Regions from separate parts of the Mus musculus genome. Here region 1 is linked to region 2. Evidence: chromatin loops called from intact Hi-C (ENCODE). Cell type or tissue: heart. All regions are shown on one strand. Links, peaks and the distances in the headings refer to the core of each region. The heading gives the core; the rest is flanking DNA. Region 1 overlaps Cadps (Ca2+-dependent secretion activator). Region 2 holds the start of Gm11100 (predicted gene 11100).

Evidence for each region. A loop is a pair of places that touch in the nucleus more often than their neighbours do. Peaks named below come from ENCODE experiments on the same cell type or tissue, not always from the same donor. Only the 100,000 strongest peaks of a DNase experiment are listed, where the experiment ranks them.
Region 1: a loop joins it to region 2, with 6 times the contacts of the local background. A loop is called at or near these places in 8 of 42 quality-filtered maps.

What each region holds. Positions count from the first base shown.
Region 1 is chr14:12,573,968-12,576,889 of GRCm38, reverse strand. The region is part of intron 6 of Cadps (Ca2+-dependent secretion activator); the gene reads left to right. Among named protein-coding and RNA genes, the nearest start is that of Fezf2, 230 kb to the right of the region's middle. In heart, for the core only: a CTCF peak has its summit at 1,630 (motif pointing left); no DNase peak of the experiment used is centred there.
Region 2 is chr14:13,916,553-13,919,474 of GRCm38, reverse strand. It overlaps Gm11100 (predicted gene 11100), which reads right to left and starts at 1,031. Exons shown (of 5, transcript NM_001370907.1): 1 at 907-1,031. The coding sequence starts at 1,031. In heart, for the core only: a CTCF peak has its summit at 1,603 (motif pointing right); no DNase peak of the experiment used is centred there.

The DNA.
Region 1 (2,922 bases), core at 325-2,824, 1.3 Mb after region 2:
GGCCAGACATGCTATCCTAGCAGCTTGGCCGAGACCTGCAGCTCCTAATTGTGTCCGGAGCTCTGTGGGTGAGGTTCAAAAGGTGACCAGGGTTTCTCAGCCTCTCTAGGACTCACAATTTTGGGAGCAGTTAATTCTTGATAGCAAGGAGGTTAGCATCACCTTCATAGTTTAATAAGTTCCAAAATGCTCTTGAAGATAAGAAAGGAAAGACAAAACACAAATGAATCCAGAACATAGGCTAAGTGGATGCCAATAAAATGTACACCCCAGTGGTGACAACCCGAATGTGTCAACAGACCCACTAAATGTCCCCAGAGAGAGCAAAGGACAAAGTCATCCTCCCTGGAAAGTCATACTTAGCCAATAATTTGTGTTCTCTGCTATTTCAAGGCACTGTATGTTTCTGATGAAACAGGAGCTCAGAAAATGGCTGTATAAGAAGTTAGAGTGTGTATTCCTTGTCACCAGATCTGGATGCCTGAGGGGTGACTCAGAAAACCATCACTTTAGTACTGATGCCCTTTTACTCCTCAAAAATAGCAGTAACGGCAATATTTTAAGGGGAGAATTATGATATGCACGTGTGAGTGTGTGTGTGTGTGTGTGTGTGTGTGTGTGTGTGTGTGTGTGTGTGTGAGTGTGTGCGCGCGCGCACGTGCATGTGTGCAGAGTTGGCTCAGTGATTAACAACCCTGGATATTTTTCTGGACAACACAGGTCTAATTCTAGGCACTTTCATGACAGTTCACAACATCCCAGGGGGTCCAATGTCCTTTTCTGGCCCCCATGGTACACATACATCATACATACAGTCATGCAAACACCTGTACACATGAAACAAAAAATAAAATCTCAAAAAAAAAAAAAAACCAATTGAAAAAAGATGGCAAGTGAGGTACAACCAAGAGCAAGGGGCCTAGTGAGGCACGACCAATCAAGCTCGGATGACCCTCAGCTTCTATTATCTTAGGGGACCAAATGAATACAAAATCATTCTGGTGTAGGCTGATTCCTGTGGACATCCAGGAGTAGACTCTGATTAAAGTGCTTCAATCCAAAAAGTAGGGTATGGGCCTCAGCTCTCATTCACCGTGAGGGAGTTATCAGCCACCTGTAAGGAAAAAGCAAGTTCCTTCTCGGTGCCTTGTGCATCCCCATCTAACTGCCCAGGTGCTGGAGAATAAGGCCTGGCGTGGCCTTAGTGTCTGTCTCTGTGGGTTCAAAGACATGGGCCTGGGACAGAGCCATGCCATGTAGATGCATCCTCAGAAACAACTTCACAACAAACCCATGTGTGGGGCTTTCCTTCAGAGAAGGACATGTGCTTTCTATATTCTGTTCTGCTCTAAATAAACAGATCAAGACTCACATGAAATTTAGGTACAATTCCCCTGTATCAGTCAATTAACTCACTGGATTCAAATAGTAGCTAAGAATACAGAAGTCTTGCTGTGTCCTTACAGATTTCTAAAGGGCTGAATTTTTTCTTAGCCAAAATGCCACTGCAGTAAATGGAAATACACTTGGCAGTGTGGAATTCAAGCGCACCACAGCTGAATTGTAGACTGTCTGCAAGTGGACCAAGGGCAGAACTGGAAAAGCATTTACAGACCAGGACTGCCATCTAGTGACGAAATCCTGTCACAACTCACTGGTTTCCATTTCTTGCTTTGTTTTTTGTTTTTGTTTGGTTTTTCTGCATTTCACAAACTTTTTATATGTCTTACACTCTCTTACAGAGATGAAATCATTCACAAGTCACAGCACTTATGCATCCTTCGTTATGGTTTAAGTAGTGAAAAATCATATAAGAAGGAGCCAGAATCCATTAAAATAATAATAATAATAATAATAATAATAATAATAATAATAATAATAACCAGTACGCAGTGACTGGTCCTTTAGAAGATATTTTAATGCATTTTAAAATTCAAGCAATACCCATTATCTATTTTTAAAATCCTAGCTAAAGCAAGAGCTGCTGTCAGCATCGTGCTGTGGAAAATAATTCGACCTGCCTATGAATATGGGCTTGATTTTCTCTTAGCAGGACTTAGGGGAGCTGAGGGGAAATGGGAGTCTGGTACCCTAGTAATAGTGCTCAGATCATTTAGCTGTCTGTAACATTCCCGGTCCTGAGCATTCCACATTAAAAGAAATACAACCAATACTTGTGGTTGAAAGTGCAGGGTGTTCGAAAAGTCAGTCATTTTACGCTGTCTGCCTTTCATGTCCCAAGTCTTCTGAGATACGAGGAGGGCCTACTGGGCAAAGCCACACTCCCTGGAGATATGGACCATGTGACAGGCAAAGGCAGCACCAGGGACCTAATTATAGGCAAGTGAGAAATAACCGCATCACACAGATAACTGCCAAAGTGAGATGAATAAGGTCTGGAATTTTCCAGAAAGATGCAGTGGGTGGGGAAGTTGGACTTACATGAAAGTGGAAAACTATTACCAATGAGGAGCAGAATTTGGCATCCAGAGATGATAAATACACCATTTAGGCCAAAAAGGGAGAGTTTGGGGAAGCACCTCCATGCTTTGAGATTAGTGTTTTGGAAGGACTCCGTGGCATCTACAACCCTGCTTCCTGTGATCAGTTGTTTGCCCCAACAACCTCTTGATACTCCTCTCTCCACCCTCCGTCCTTCCACTTAGATAACAGGAATAGGCAGCTCCCAGAATGCACCACTGAGAGTTCACTTCTGGGAGGCATCTCAGATTTCCCTACCTCTGTGGATCTGCCTAGAGCTTTCATTCATCCATACTGCACTAAAAGAATCTGCCATTCCATGGATAGAGATTAAGTGACCAGAATAAAGCCACTGGGCATGTTCATTCATCTAGTCCATAGTTGGTGCTTTACCGACTCAGTGGCAGATCAGAGGAGGGACAGACTTACTCGGCGTTACAG
Region 2 (2,922 bases), core at 233-2,732:
TAACACAAAATTAAAATGAGGCATGCTCCTAATAGTGTATGTCTGTCTTTACAGTTTTGCCTTTGACAAGAAATCCCAGGTCTAGGGCTCTTTTGATGTTTCCTTGAAGAGGGTTCAGTGGTGAAATAGGATTAGTAGACATTTCAGCAGTAAACATTGCTTTAGCAGGGAACAGAAAGCATTGATACATTTTCAAAATTCATTGGTGTGGAATGTGAGAAGACGAAAATACTGATACTGGGGGCTGGTGAGATGGCTCAGTGGGTAAGAGCACCCGACTGCTCTTCCGAAGGTCTAGAGTTCAAATCCCAGCAACCACATGGTGGCTCACAACCATCTATAACAAGATCTGACTCCCTCTTCTGGTGTGTCTGAAGACAGCTACAGTGTACTTACATATAATAATAAATAAATCTTTAAAAAAAAAAAAAAAAAAGAAAATACTGATACTGAAAAATTATATTCTTAATACGGACATTAATCTCACATGACACATTAAAACTCAAATCAGATGGAAAGTAAAGCCTTCTGCCTGGTAAAATTGAGACTTTAATAACTGCAAAAGATGACTTCGACAGCACTCCACATCCTGATCTGATGTAGCACTCCGTCCTCCTACCTACAGTCTATATTTTTAAATTATAATGTTTAAAGGAGATGTTACCTTTTCACAATGGATCTTGTGTAATGAAAAAAAAAAAACCCAAAAACCAAAAATCAAAAGACAAAAACAAAACAAAACACAAAAGACAAAAACAAAACAAAACAAAACCAAAAAAAAAAAAACCACCAACAACAACAAAAAAAAACCCAACCAACCAACCAACCAAACAAACAAAAAAAACCCACAAAAAACCAAAAACCAAAAGGTACCAATGGGAAACGAGGTAAGTCTTTGTTACCTACCTCTCTATCACCTTCCCTTTGAATGAGCCAGTTTTCCTATTGGGTTGCTGGATTCCTTGGTACTGGCCAGTCTTCCCACAGGCAAGCTTTAGGAGTTCACTTTGACAAAACGGAGGGCGCTCCATCGCTGTCACTTTCAGCTGTGCTTTGGATTTCTTTAGTGCTTGAGCGGAAAGGACTTCTAAAATTCATCCAGTGACTGAGATCACGGCTTAATTTTTGGTTGTTTGGAGCAAAACACACAGGAAACATCATTCTTTCTCAAGTGTTAGCACAAACATTTGTGCGACTGACCGTGTTTTACTTCATAATCCTCCAATGATGCATGTGACAGAAGTGTGGGAAATTCCCTGGTAACGTGTGAAATACTACATAGAGAAGGCACATTAGGAATAAAAGAAGTCACAGCATAATTGTTAATCACATTTAGATATCCGTATATGAGTTCTATAAGCAGGACGGTGCTCTAGGGTCTGAGTTTTTCTATTTCACCCCTCAGGAAGTCGAATGCTGTCCTATGAGGCACGAACCAAGAGGCCAGCTGCTGTTTGGCTGTCTCAGTAGTCACCGAAAGGGCTATTTTATTTCATCTTGAGTTTCTGTGGAAGTCTTTTAAAGCATGAAGCTAAAAAAGTTCAGTACCTGGATCATTTGCACAGTATTTCTGCATTTAACCCTTAAGAGCAAATACTGCCTAGGTGAGAACATTACCACAAGGTGGCAGCAGACACTAGGCTATAGTTTAGTCTCAGGCTTCATTGGCTCTCTGAGTAGCTGAGTTCAATAGGACTTGGTGCTTAAAAAGAAGGCCTCCGCAGGAAAGCTGAAGAAAGGTATATAATTTACTCTGGTTCCTGTGTGTGTACCCATCAATCATCCATATCACTGATGTGCATAGCATTTAGCTGAACATCTTATATAAACGCAGCTTTCAACTCAATACATTTGAGATCGGACGAAATAAACGCACACGATACTGATGATTTTGGTACGTGAGATTTTGTACAGTTGAATATCTGGGAGAAGAACTTTAGATGGAACAAGAGGCTGGGAGTATGACTTAAGACCCTCAAGACTCTGGGTTCAAAACTCAGCACTTAGAGAAAAAGCAGTAATAAAATGTATAACATTGAGGTGCTACTATGGTGTGTTCAGGACGGTACATCTGAGCTCTTGCTCCAGCCTTGGGCTGCGGCCTGAGTCTCGTTACAGTCACGTGATTTGCTCATTTTTTCATCTCTCAAATGGGAATGCTATGGGTGATAGCTATATAGTGAGATTCACGCGAAGTAGAAACTCTGCCGTAGCAAGTAAGACTCTCAGGAGGCAGAAGATTCCTGGTCCAGACTCTAAACCACTTCACTGTGGCGGAGATGCTTTGGTCACGAGGGTGGAGCTCTGTCCAGGTCTAGTTTTCCTCTTGGCGAGAATCATGGGTATTAGAATAAATAGATATACCCGCGAGCAATTCCTTTAACCAGAAGTTTTCACATAATAATTAGTATTGAATCTTCATTTTGTTGGATTCAATCAAATGAATGGTTGGCTGTGATGAGTTTTATGGCAGGAAGAGAGAGGTATTTTTATTCATGTGAGTGAGTGCTCATGCCTCTCTGTGTACAAGTGTTCCCTTCTCCAGTAGGTCACGGAACAACCCTAAAGCATGTAATCTGGCTACCGGAAAAAAAAAAAAAAAAAAAAAAAAGTCAAGGGAAAAAGAAGGGCACACGAGAGAGATAGCAGTTCTGCAGCCAGTCAAGACTTAAAACCTAGTTTTATACCTAATAAGTTCTGGAACCTTAGGAAAGGGGAGAAAACCTCTGAGCCTCATTTTTTGTGTGTGTGTGTGTTTAAAATATGAATAATCAATGGCACCTCCCACCCCCCCCCCAAACTATCTTAAAGTGCTATGGGACAACCTGACACAGACACAATGAAAGGAATAATTTCAGCTAATTAAATGTAGGCAATGCTATGAAGAAAATACAAGAGGGTGATAAGGTAAAGAGACAGGAT